Linked DNA regions of Mus musculus: regions 1 and 2 are each linked to region 3. Evidence: chromatin contacts called from ENCODE Hi-C or POLR2A ChIA-PET data. All regions are on one chromosome and are shown on one strand. Each heading gives the region's core, a stretch centred on a gene start or an enhancer-like site at or near the end of the contact. The rest is flanking DNA. Distances are from core to core; before and after follow the strand shown.

Evidence for each region. A loop is a pair of places that touch in the nucleus more often than their neighbours do. ChIA-PET counts read pairs that join two places held with the same protein, here RNA polymerase II (POLR2A).
Region 1: a loop to region 3 is called in a map of heart, with 2.8 times the contacts of the local background. The contact joins the promoter of Cdk7 here to the promoter of Ccnb1 in region 3. A Hi-C loop is called at or near these places in 4 of 37 maps with a recorded cell type or tissue (adrenal gland, heart and v-Abl transformed pro-B cells). POLR2A ChIA-PET finds 5 or more read pairs at or near these places in 4 of 5 experiments (Patski and embryonic stem cell).
Region 2: a loop to region 3 is called in a map of heart, with 7 times the contacts of the local background. The contact joins the promoter of Slc30a5 here to the promoter of Ccnb1 in region 3. A Hi-C loop is called at or near these places in 7 of 37 maps with a recorded cell type or tissue (CH12.LX, T-helper 17 cell, gastrocnemius and 3 more). POLR2A ChIA-PET finds 5 or more read pairs at or near these places in 3 of 5 experiments (Patski and embryonic stem cell).

What each region holds. Positions count from the first base shown.
Region 1 is chr13:100,729,580-100,733,918 of GRCm38, reverse strand. It overlaps Cdk7 (cyclin-dependent kinase 7), which reads left to right and starts at 2,977. Exons shown (of 12, transcript NM_009874.3): 1 at 2,977-3,145; 2 at 3,402-3,461. The coding sequence starts at 3,080.
Region 2 is chr13:100,831,696-100,835,942 of GRCm38, reverse strand. Slc30a5 (solute carrier family 30 (zinc transporter), member 5) reads left to right here and starts at 2,516. Exons shown (of 16, transcript NM_022885.2): 1 at 2,516-2,842. The coding sequence starts at 2,766.
Region 3 is chr13:100,784,874-100,789,032 of GRCm38, reverse strand. Ccnb1 (cyclin B1) reads left to right here and starts at 2,547. Exons shown (of 9, transcript NM_172301.3): 1 at 2,547-2,651; 2 at 3,130-3,300; 3 at 3,415-3,576. The coding sequence starts at 2,631.

The sequences.
Region 1 (4,339 bases), core at 1,728-4,227, 56 kb after region 3:
GAAATATCAGTTGCAAAGAAAGAAAAATAGCCATATTGACAGCTACTCCAACTCAGAACTTTGGAGTCAGCCTGTTAGTGGATTTTTATGTGCTAGGGGTCAAAATTGGTAACAATCTGGTGAAGCCATCTGTTTTACCACAATATCAACAGGCCTTGCTTTTCCTTGCCCTTCTATCTATAGTGTGGTCTCTTAGCAGCCAAAGGAAACCTTTTAAAATATTATCTGGGGCCAGAGAGATGAAACTATTACCATCAAGCCTGAAGACCTGACTTAAAATGTCACTGTGGTACCTCCACCATAATCACAATAAATATAATAAAACTTTAATCTGATTCTATTTTTAATGTTTAGTGGACGTCCAGTGGTATCTTTCTTGCACTGGCCTATTTAAAACTGCAAAACACCGTCTTCGTCTCAGTCCCTCTTAGAGTTACCATCATGCCTCATGTTTAACTTTTTTCTGAGACAGGATCTCACTATGTAGACTTAGATGGTCTGGACCTATATTTTTATCTTACACTACAGTGGGATATTTTGTTAAAAGGTATTTTTAGATCTACAATAATGTTTGACATATAGGAATCAATACATATTTGTTAAAAAATTTTTAGTTATTTTGAGACAAGGTCTTTCTTTGTATTCCTGACTGGCCTGAAGTTTACTGAATAAATCAGGCTGGCCTCAAGCTCACAGAGATTTGCCTGCCTGTGCCTCACTAGTGCTGGGACTAAAGGCATGTTTGCATCTTAAATGAGGTGGGTTTTTTTTTTTTTTTTTAAGATTTAGTATAAGTAAGTACACTGTAGCTGTCTTCAGATGCACCAGAAGAGAGTGTCAGATCTCATTATGGTGGTTGTGAACCACCATGTGGTTGCTGGGATTTGAACTCGGGACCTTCTGAAGAGCTGTCAGTGCTCTTACCCGCTGAGCCATTTCACCAGCCCAGCACTGTGGAGTCTAACTACATGTTTATTGTAGCATGTAGGATTCTGATTATAACCTGGTTAGTTATGTAGTTGTAGAATTTTGTGATTTATGAATTGAGTATTAATCAACCCAGGATTATAGAAAAAACTCCCAATGACCAATAACAGATTGTGTGTGTGTGTGTGTGTGTGTGTGTGTGTGTGTGTGTGTGTGTGTGACTGTAGGCCAGGCTTTCCTGGAAATTGCAAGGTTCCTGCCTGTGTTTCCAGTGCTGAAGTGCACTGCCATGCCTGGCAGGACAGGGATGTGTAGGGATGGAACAAGAACAGGAAACAGTAGAGGGAGAATCCGATTGCTTAATTACGCTTACTTTACTTTTTCATATGGGTTAAAGTACTTCTTTATGTTACCTAAAACTGGCCAGCTTGGGAGAACTGGCTGCTAGTTCCTTGGAAAGTCAGATTAGTTTCTGTCTAATGCAAAACTTCATTATGCCCCCAATTTTGGTTTGATATGGTGAACCTTGCATGGATCTCTTAAATTTTATTAACAAAAGTATTAAGGGGCTTGGAGATCAGGAGTCCTCTATTTGCACGTATGCCTGCATGACAGGACACTAGATCTTATAAGCCACCATATGGTTGCTGGGAATTAAACTCAGGACCTTTGGAATATGCAGTCAGTGCTCTTATATGTTGAGCCATCTCTCTAGCCCTTGGATCAACTCTTTTTTTTGGTTTTTCAAGACAGGGTTTCTCTGTGTAACCCTGGCTGTCCTGGAACTCACTCTGTAGACCAGGCTGGCCTGGAACTCAGAAATCAGCCTGCCTATGCCTCCCAGTCCACTGCCCAGCCGAAGATCAATTCTTTTTTTTTTTTTCCTTTTTTTTTTTTAAAAGATTTATTTATTGATTATATGTAAGTACACTGTAGCTGTCTTCAGACACTCCAGAAGAGGGAGTCAGATCTCATTACGGATGGTTGTGAGCCACCATGTGGTTGCTGGGATTTGAACTCTGGACCTTCGGAAGAGCAGTCGGGCGCTCTTACCCACTGAGCCATCTCACCAGCCCGAAGATCAATTCTTAAATCCACCAGGGAATTGAGGCCTCAACAAAACCACCCTCTACCCTGCAAACTGGAAACAAAGATATGACTCAAAAGGAAACCATTGCTGGAGCCAGTAATTGACAGCTAGGCTTAAAGTGAAATCATTAATTACATAGCAAACACTGTTACTATGTGTAAAGGCTCTGTATGTTTTTCTTTTTCTTTTTTAAGATTTATTTTTTATTATAACTAGTTACACTGTAACTGTCTTCAGATGCACCAGAAGAGGGCGTCAAATCTCATTCCAGGTGTTTGTGAGCCACCATGTGGTTGCTGGGATTTGAACTCAGGACCTTCCAAAGAGCAGTCAGTGCTTTTATCTGCTGAGCCATCTCACCAGCCCCTGTATGTTTTTCTTAAATCATTAGTTTCAAATTTTTATAAGACCAAAGGCTCATTCTATAGCATTCAGTAGGACTTGGTTTTGATTTCCTGGGCCTGTTTCTTCATAAATCAGCCTTTAAGAACTTGAGGGTGGGACGGGGAGGGGTACCCGATTGGAGGAAGTGGGGCAGAGATCAGGATGTAAAGAGAATAAGTCAATAAATTAGTGGGGGGGGGGGGGAGGAAAAAAACATGCACAAAAAGAAAAACAAAACAAAACAAATGGAGGGGTTTGGTGTCCATAGAGACTCAGGCGACACAGTAACGCAAAGCAAGACAGCTGCAAGGGCAAGCCCTTACACTTCTGCTACATTCCGAACTTAGAAATACCACGTCAGAACCCTGGCCTATCATCTTTGGAAGCAAAAAAAAAATCCACGTTAAAGACAAAATCCAGTAACAAATGGACACTGACTGCAGTCTAGGACAGCACAGCTTCCGGGTACTGTGTGCACGTGGCAGCGGGGAAGGGCAGGGTTCGCGGCCCAACTCAGCTTCCGTAGGACTGGCCCCGCCCACAGCGGAAGTATGGGCGGGACCCGTAGGTCGTGTGCGTCCAGCGACCGGAAGTAGCTGTTGGGCAGCTTTCGGACGCTTTAAATTCCTGCGGGGTGGAGGGCTTAGCTTGGGTGCCCGGGTCTGGTTTCTCACTCGCATGGCTGTGGACGTGAAGTCTCGAGCGAAGCGCTATGAGAAACTGGACTTCCTCGGAGAGGGACAGGTGAGGCCTGGGGCTGAGTTCTCGCGCAGGCAGGCACAGCCTGGCCACCGCCGGCTGCTCGGTCCCCTTGTCACCATCCCTGAATTGCTTCTTCCCTGCTGAAGAAGAGGCCTCCAGACCACGTAGCAGGCCGTGGCCAGTCCCCTCCAGAATCAGGGCTTCTTTGTTCTTAAAAGGGGGAGGTGGGGAAGGGCCAAAAACCAACCAGCAGGTAAAGAAAGACCTCTTACGACTTTGTTACTGTTCCCCTTTCTAGTTTGCGACGGTCTATAAGGCCAGGGACAAGAACACCAACCAAATCGTCGCCATTAAGAAAGTGAGTTGCCTTTTTATGTTGTTTCCTCTCCAGTCTTTGCGTCTTGCTTGCCACGTAGCCCTTGCTGGCACGGACCTCGCTATTTAGAACTTGCTGCGAGCCTTAACCCTTCTGCTTTGTGTTTGGGGGTTTGGGGGGTTTGCAGGTTTGCAGGCGTACTCCACCACGCCAGGCAACTCTTAGAGAGTAAATGCCCGTGCATTAACAGTTGATGGATGGCTGTCTGTGAGATAGTCTTGCTATGGAGTCCAGATTGGTCTCCCAACTCGTGGAAATCCTTCTGCCTCTGCCTCCCGAGTGCCGGGCATTACAGACATGGGCTACCTTCGGCTTCATCTTACTGCTCACAGTCACACTGATTGAAGGAGTTACAAGAACTCTATAGACAGTAGTATTTATTAGTATCCTGTGTTTCAAGATGGAACTCGGGCTGAAACAGTTTTTGTTCAAGTTAAAACGTTTCATCCCCTAAAAGTTGGTTGTTGGCTATGGAGGCAAGGACAGCGTCTCTTCAGTCCTTTTGGATGGCATGGTCTTTCCATGTCAAAGGTTGTTAAAGGTGTGTTATCTATACACGAAGGTTTTCATTGGCATCAGCAATACTGATAATAGTGTAATTTCTAGAAAGATTTAAGTATTCTTAAAACTTAAATTCATTAACAACACCCTGATATAATTTCCTGTGTGCCAAACACTTTTGACTATTTTTTTTTTCTTCCCCCACTTAACCTCCAAATAGTCCGTGAAATAGGTAAAGTGTCTTTGCCTCCCCTTTGAGGTACCTGAGGCTAGTTAGATGACTTGAGGGTCGCACAGCTAGGAATGTGGAGGCATTAGAACAGAGCAGTTGGTTGAGCTTCGTTCCTCTGCTGACATCT
Region 2 (4,247 bases), core at 1,267-3,766, 47 kb before region 3:
CCTGGGGAACTGGCCTTCTCGTCTGACCTCTTTAGGCACCAGGCATGCACATGGTATGCACACTCGTAAGCGAGACACTCCTCTACATAAAATCAATTTTTAAAAATGTTCCCCACAGGCTCATACACTGGAGCTCTTGGTCCCCAGCTCGTGGTGATGCTTGGGTAGGTTTAGGAGGAGTGACCTTGCTGAAAGAAGTATGTCGCTAGGGATGGGAAGACGTTTGAGGCTAAAAAGCCGACTTCTGGCTTGCTCTCTGTGCTTCAAGCTTGTAGTTGAAGACGTGAGCCCTCGTCCTCCATTTCCTGCCACTCTGCCTGCTGCCACCGTTCCTCGTCCTCCATTTCCTGCCACCGTTCCTGCCATGACAGGCTCCTGACCCTACGGAAGCATAAACCGAATACCCCTTCTTCTGGAGGGCACCTAGGCCATGGTGTTTTATAACAACAGAAAAGAAACCCATATACATGATGAGTTTAAAAAACAACAAGATCCCAATGAAACACACACACACACACACACACACACACACACACACACTAAAAACAGTCGCAGTGAGGCTATGTTGTATTGTCAGTCTTTTACTTGCTTCAAACAGGAATGTGTGCGTCTGTAGCTTCTCCAGACTGTACCTGCCTCCCGGCTCGGCGTGTAGCGTGAAAAACCTTTACTGAGGTCTCAAGTAAGAGTGTCAACCCCTAAGGTTTTCTCTTTCTTCTTCCCTTCCCTTCTCCTCCCCTCCCACCCCCCCACCCCCTCTCCAGGCAATCTTTTAAACCCTGAGGCTTTCCCTGTGCTGGGAAGAGCACAGGCACTTGCCACCAGTCTAACTAAAAGGTTTGTTCCTTGTTTCTTCTGCTTCTGCTTCTGTTACTTCTTCTTCTGCTTCTGTTACTTCTTCTTCTGCTTCTGTTACTACTTCTTCTTCTTCTTCTTCTTCTTCTCCTTCTTCTTCTTCTTCTTCTTCTCCTTTTAATTTATCAATATGAAATGACTCACAAACTCTTTGCCAGCCTTTCCTGTTTATCAGATGCTCTTTGGAAAACCTCCAGACTTTAACATGTTACACTGTCAGCTGAGTCTTGCTCTCAGCTTGCTAACTACTCTCTACCACAGATTAAAGGTAAAGCCTTTGCTAGCTTGCTCACATACATGTCACTTGGACTCTTTGTGTGTGTTCAAATTCAGTAGAATAGTATCAACTAATTATGATTTGTCCTTCTGGAAACCCCACTTTCTCCTTCAAATCACCAGTCCAAACCTCCCTCAGTAATAATAGCTAACACTTACTGAGTAATACTAAATGCCACTCACATTCCCTCTGAACAGCTTTATAATATAGATATTACTATTCCTACTTTCCGGAAAGGGGGTGTGTGCCTATAATGCCAGCACTTGGAAGACAGAAGCAGGGAGACCAGAGTTCCAGTCCGTCCTTAGCTATATATCAAGTTGGAAGCCAGCCTAGGCTACATAAGACCTTGCCTCTATATAACAACAACAAACGACGAACGGGAGGAAAACTAAACAACAGATAGGTCAAGTGACTACAATTGTTTATTTCTTTTCTTGTTCCTTTTGAGACAGGATCTCACCTTGTAGTCCTGGCTAGCTTAGAATTCAGTATGTAGACCAGGCTGGCTTCAAACTGCCTCTGGCTATAATTGGGATTAGAAGCATGCGCCACCATGCTGACCAAGATGTCCACAATTATTGAGACTCAGACCAATAGAGACCCAGGTACCTGTAAAAAAATAGCTTTTATATAGATATGTCTACACTAAGTAATATCATTTCAAAGACAGGATTGAAGAAAATCAATATTTTTAGAAAGGGAATAAAATTGTTTACAATAGCACACCTGTAGCCCCTTCCTTCTGTGTTCCCTCTCACACACTTGAGCAGGTTAGCCTGTACTCCTGCCCAACAATTAAATCCACAAGCAGTTGCCTTTCTCCATTGTTTTAGCCTCCCACTCTGCGTTATCGTATCATCAGAAATCCAAAAATAATAATCTCTTTGTGGGAGTCACAGGCACTTCAAAAAACTTTTAGCTTTCTCATTAGAAAAAAAAAAAAAAAAAAAACAAAAAAAAACCGTTAATGCACTTGAGTTAGCAACGCCTATATGTGGCTCACGCCTGAAATTCATCATCCAGGTTTATGAGGCTAGCCTGGGCTACATGCTGAGTTCTAGGTCTATCTGGGCTACAAAGTGAAGCCGTTTAAGAAAGAAGAACCCTGAAGCAAAGGGCTAAGCTCTGTTTGTTAACACAAATATGCATTTTCTAGGGGACCATCCATCCATCCCTCGAGCGAGGAGAACACGCTGTAGCCAAGATGGACCTTAGGTGGCGCTGCAGGGACCTCTTAGGGGCTTCTCTTGAAGACGCGAGGAGGGGGCGGGTCGAGCGGAGCCTTCCCAGCGGTGGGAGGAGCCTGAGTGAAGCGAAGCCACGTGTCCACCAGCGCGCAGGCGCAGGATTGGTCACTCCCCCGGGAGTGAGGGCTGCCGGGGCGGATGACGTGGCCCGGTAACGTTCCTGCCCGTACGGCCTCCGGGGAACGGCGCTGCCGGAACAGCCCGCGGCCTAGTCCCGCCCAGCGTGCGTGTGCCTGCTTGCCGAGCCCGGGCTAGCGGCGGAGACTGCCGAGCTTGCGAGGACGCTGCTGACATGGGGGAGTGACGCGCCTGCGCCCGCGCTTCCGCAGCGGCGGCGAGCCATGAGGAGAGCCCGCGGCGCGGGCAGCGGCTCCTGAGCCTGCATGGAGGAGAAGTACGGCGGGGACGCGCGGCCCGGGCCCGGCGGTGGCCTCGGGCCGGTGGACGTGCCCAGCGCCCGGTAAGGTGGGATTCCACGGCCGCCGGCGGTGCGGACAAGCTTCCCGCCTTGCTCGGACCCCGCGGGCTACCTCTGCGGTCCGTGGCTTGAGATCGGCGAGCGGGCGGGAGTCTGGGCTCGGGACGCACTGCCTGCCAGGTTCCAGTCCCTAGAGAGAGAGGATCTGAATGTCCCTCCCTGCCACTTAAGTAACGCAGGGCTCCGTAGCCTGTCCCACGGCTCGCCCAGAGGATATGCGCAAGGTGTCACCGTCTCAGGCGAAGAAACCAAAGTACAAGCCGATGAACTTGGGTATACAGCACAGCAAAAATGCAACCCTGTCATCGAGTTTTCGTTGCCGTGGTTTTGTGGGGAGAGGTGGGGGCTTATTCTAATAGTACGAAATGTACGTTCCCCCTCTCCCCCAAAACTCATGCCGTACGGGGATTCGTAGCGTGGAAATTCTTTACTTTTCCTCCAGCCTAAATTATTTTCCTTTTCCTAAAGCCTCTAGCCAGTTGTGCCCTTAGGTCCTGTCCTAAGTTCTGAGGTGGTGTTAAATAAAGCCCAACAATTTCGTTCAAACTGGTTAGCAGTATGTACGATGAGATTTCGTGATTGTTTTTGAAAAGGTTCTTAGACCGTGGTTACAGCGATACCAGCTAACTTTTGTCTGGGGGGGTGGGGGTGGAACCCATATGCCGAGTAGAATTTAAACCAACTGCGGGATTTGCAGAATGCATTTGGTTTTCTGTCTATTTTCAGCAATTCATTTATAGCATGTCACGTGTCAACCAGTGACCATAAAACAGCTAGATGCAGAAGGGGCTAGTGCTATGGTTTGGTAATAAAGGGAAGTAATAGAAGGGACAAGACTAGGTCAGGTCACAAAATTGGACTATGGAGACAGATTAAAGTATCAGATCTTTGTTAAATTTCCTGTTGATAACTCCAGATTTCATAGCAGAGTTGCCATATTTTTAGGAAATACAAGGGTAAAATGTGATATACTTCATTTACTCTCAAACAGTTCAAGGATGGGGGGGGGGGGAGAGTGAGAGTATAAATAGTTTAAACGTGGTAAACATCCTTTGCCAACTTACCTGTATTATTTGCTTGGCAGAGTTGCCCTTCTATCGTAGGTTATTACAGAATTCAAATTTTGACTCAGAGCTGGCTGAATTTCAAGGGATTTCAGGTTTCCAGAGTTTTCTGTATGCTCGAGCACTGGATCTTAACTGCAACATTCGAAATGATCAGATCCTTCCAGTGTGGTTATTTTTATGCCTGAGTGCACAAATTCCAGTGGTCAGGGCTGCCAGCATTTGCTGAGTACCTCCTATGCCCCAAAGACTCTTAGTGTATAGATCCCTTTAGTCTTTCCAAGAACACTACAAGCTAAGTAGTAGTATCCTTGTTTGATAGG
Region 3 (4,159 bases), core at 1,298-3,797:
AGGGTATAATTCTTTGGCGAATCATGGACCCTTACAATGTGTAGGTCCATAGTCTACCTCAACGGTCCCTGGATCTTTTCTTTCATTTTCTTCTCTTTTATTTTTTTTTTCTTTGAGAAAAGGCCTTATAAGAGCCCTTGACCTTGCTATGTGCAGAGGACACTTTTAGCTTATCTCAGTATATTACTCCTGCTGACCTTTAGTTATTCATCCTATCTCAGACCCTCAGAGGTCCCTTGAGGGATGATCGGGTTACAGGAGCCCGTGATGAAATGCTGGTAGGCCCAATCTGATGCTGGTTTTGTATAGGTCCTGATAGCTGCAGTGAGTTCATGAGTGTCATTTTGCACCACACCTGTTGTGTGACAAAACACACATCTGCTCACCCCAGATAGGGAGTTCAAGACAGACCAAAAAGTATGGATACCACCAAAATCCAACTTGGTGAAATGAACCATTGAGTTTTATTGTAGTTACTCACAGGAGCAGAAATGACTCAAAGACAACTGCATCAGCAAGGCCCACCCCAGCTCAGGTGACAAGCTTTCAAAAGCTGGGAAACCTGAAGCACACTGCTTCAAGCGAGTGTGATAAGACCTTGTCTCAAATAAAACAAGCCAGACTTACATACACACAGGGTCGGGGGATGAGCAGGGAATCCTGGGATATAGTATTTGCTTACTACATATCTTAATTTGTAAAGCAATGATTACTACAGGGCTAGGGATACAGCTCCATTGGTAGTGCTTGTCCACTATGCTTGAAATCCCGGGTTCAGTCTCCGGTGTGACATAAATCCCGTGTAAAGATGTATATGTAAGAGCCGGGCGTGGTGGCGCACGCCTTTAATCCCAGCACTCGGGAGGCAGAGGCAGGCGGATTTCTGAGTTCGAGGCCAGCCTGGTCTACAGAGCGAGTTCCAGGACAGCCAGGGCTACACAGAGAAACCCTGTCTCGAAAAACCAAAAAAAAAAAAAAAAAAAAAAAAAGATGTATATGTAACCTCAACAATGAGGAGGCAGGGGAGGGAGAGCAGGAGATTTAAGGTCACTCTCAGTTACACATGAAGTTCAACAACCTGTGATGCATTTTATAAAACCAAGAATATGTTTTAGAGAGCACAGGATGGTGTGGTGGGAGGGGGTGCCCTCAGTGGGCCCGTACTGAGGCTTCCACTCCTCACCCCAGGTACCAGCCATATGACGGGTCTACCATAGAACAGCTTACTTGGGGGCATGGGAAAGGAAGGTGAGAAGTGAATAGAGACAGAGAAAGAGAAGGGACGAGAAGGGGGGGTGGGAGAGAGAAAGAGAGAGAGGAGAAAAGATGGGGGGAGGGAGAAGGAGAAAAAGAAGAAAAGAAGCTGGCCAGGAACCTGTGAAGAGAGGGAGAAGGGAGAGAGGGAGAAAAGGGACAGAGAGAGAAAAGAGGGCAGAGTCAGAGAGAGAGGGAGAGGCCAAACAGTCCTTTTTATAGCAAGCCAGGCCTACCTGGCTGTTGCTAGGTAACTGTTGGGCGGAGCATAGAAGGAATGCCAACAACCTGTGCTACAAGAGATCCTGGTCAATAAATAAATCCGCGTTAGTGTTACTGAAAATTAATGTGGAAAATTTCACTGAAGTTAATAAGCCTTAATAAGGAGTTTGACATAGAAAGATAGAGAGTTGCAATAGAGATCTTTGTTAAATAAGATTTTACAAAACTATATTTTTGGAGTAATCTTAAACTTAGAGCAAAATTAAGCATAAGGCACATTTTCTTTTATCACTGGGGCAGTCGCTATTGGGGAGCTTGGTATGTTAATCTATTTGCTTATAATAACCATTTACAGCTGGGCGGTGGTGGCACACGCCTTTAATCCCAGCACTTGGGAGGCAGAGGCAGGTGGATTTCTGAGTTCGAGGCCAGCCTGGTATACAGAGTGAGTTTCAGGACAGCCAGGCCTATACAGAGAAACCCTGTCTCGAAAAAACAAAAAGCAAAAACAAAACAAAAAACATTTACTATGTGTATGTGTGCTAAAACTTCATGCTATCAACCTCAAAATCCATCCCAGATAGCTGTTGGAACAGTCATATTAAAGACCGTCTCTGCAACAAAGCTTTCGGGAACTCTTAAGATAGTATTGGCACTTCTATAGAAGAGGATGAGAAACAATAAATAGGACAACAGCAAAACTGATATGCGTACTCCCCACAGTCATTTTCCTAAAGTCCAACGGAGTCGCCTGGGCTAGCTTGGACAGCACACAAGTGAGCACTGCACGCCATGCCTACCTAAGGCAGGTGGCAGCAATGCGACTTGTGCGCAGGCATAGAGCCTGACCTCGCGAGGGGTGGGCGGTGCTGCCAGCGGCAGCCTCGCTCTGGCCCCGCCCCCGCCCCACCCCCGCCGAACTTGGGATCGCGGGATCGCCCAGGAAACGCATTCTACGGGAACCCGCGGCGCCAATGGGAAGAGAGCGAGTGCCACGAACTGGCCAATGAGGAGCGAGCGGCCCGGGGTTTAAACCTAAGCCCGGCAGACTCCTCCCGGCGTGCTGCGGAGGAACGGCTGTTAGTGTTTAGCTGTGGATAGCCAGAGGTTAGGGTGTCTTCTCGAATCGGGGAACCTCTGATTTTGGAGGAGCCATGGCGCTCAGGGTCACTAGGGTGAGTCGGGCCAGGCGCTGCGGTGATCGCGGCGGGAGAAGACCGCGGGATCCCGGAGCGGGAGGGGGATCCGGGAGGGCTCCGGCGAGGCCGGGGAGCTGAGGACCCACCTTATGGAGGGTGAAAAAGACCTCTGGACCTATCTGGGCTGCAGGACTTGTGGGGAGTGGGTGCTGTGCTCTTAATGGTGAAGGCCCAGGGTGAATTCTTCGCCTTCCCGGAGAGCTGTCTACGACGGAGGCTTTTATGGCATCCTTTCCGATGTAAATTCACCATGTTTAGGGTGGCTTAGGACTTAAGGGGAAACTGGATTAAAGGTGAAAGATTTGGGTGGAAACTTGCTTGTCACGGCTGGAGGCTAGATCCTACCACCCTTGCTTTCCTTAGTTAGGTCCCGCCTTAATTAACCCGTGACTTCCTCGGGGCTGCCTGCTTGCTGCCGTGGACCCTTTTCAAGTTGTTCTTTTACTTCTTTCAGAACACGAAAATTAACGCAGAAAATAAGGCCAAGGTCAGTATGGCAGGCGCCAAGCGTGTGCCTGTGACAGTTACTGCTGCTTCCAAGCCCGGGCTGAGACCGAGAACTGCTCTTGGAGACATTGGTAATAAAGTCAGCGAAGAGCTACAGGCAAGAGTGCCTCTGAAAAGGGTAACTATCGCCCTGAAAAGGGTACCGATCTCCCTAGCCCAATTAACCTGAAAAGGCCCATCTTCTAGCTGTCACCCTTGGGAAAACATTCTGTTCTCTCCCTTTCATCCACAGGAAGCAAAAACGCTAGGTACTGGAAAAGGTACTGTTAAAGCCCTACCAAAACCTGTAGAGAAGGTGCCTGTGTGTGAACCAGAGGTGGAACTTGCTGAGCCTGAGCCTGAACCTGAACTTGAACATGTTAGAGAAGAGAAGCTTTCTCCTGAACCTATTTTGGTAAACTTGCATTTTTTAAAAGTTTGTTTCTTCTCTCTGACTTCATTTCACGTTGATGCACATGACAGCATTTAAATATATTACTTATTATTGAGTGGCTAGCAAAAACATTTTACATGCATTAACGACTCTGGGGTGAGTATTAGCACCCTGCGTCAAATGGTGGCAGATAAATATGGTGGGGCTTTTTGTTTTATGTAGACACCAGAGTCTCACTCACTATGTACTCCTGGCTGGCCTGGGACACGGATGTGGGCATAAATCATTTTCTTTTCTGTGTCTCTGTAGCTCATGCTGTCCTTGAACTTGAGATTTCCACCTCCAATGCTGGGATGGTATATTCAAAAACTATTTTTAAAAAGATTTCAGGCAGAGAAATGAGATTAATTAATAAAATAAGGTGCTTGGTAGAATCCCAGTATTCTGTCTGGCCAGAGGCAGGTGGGGCTCTGAGTCTCTGTAACAAGGTCCAGTCTAGCCAGAGCTACATATAGTGAAACTCCGTATTTGAAAACAAAAAAAGATGATAATGATGGAATGATGGGTTAGCATTTAAGCCTAAAAATGAAGTTTGCCTGAGTTT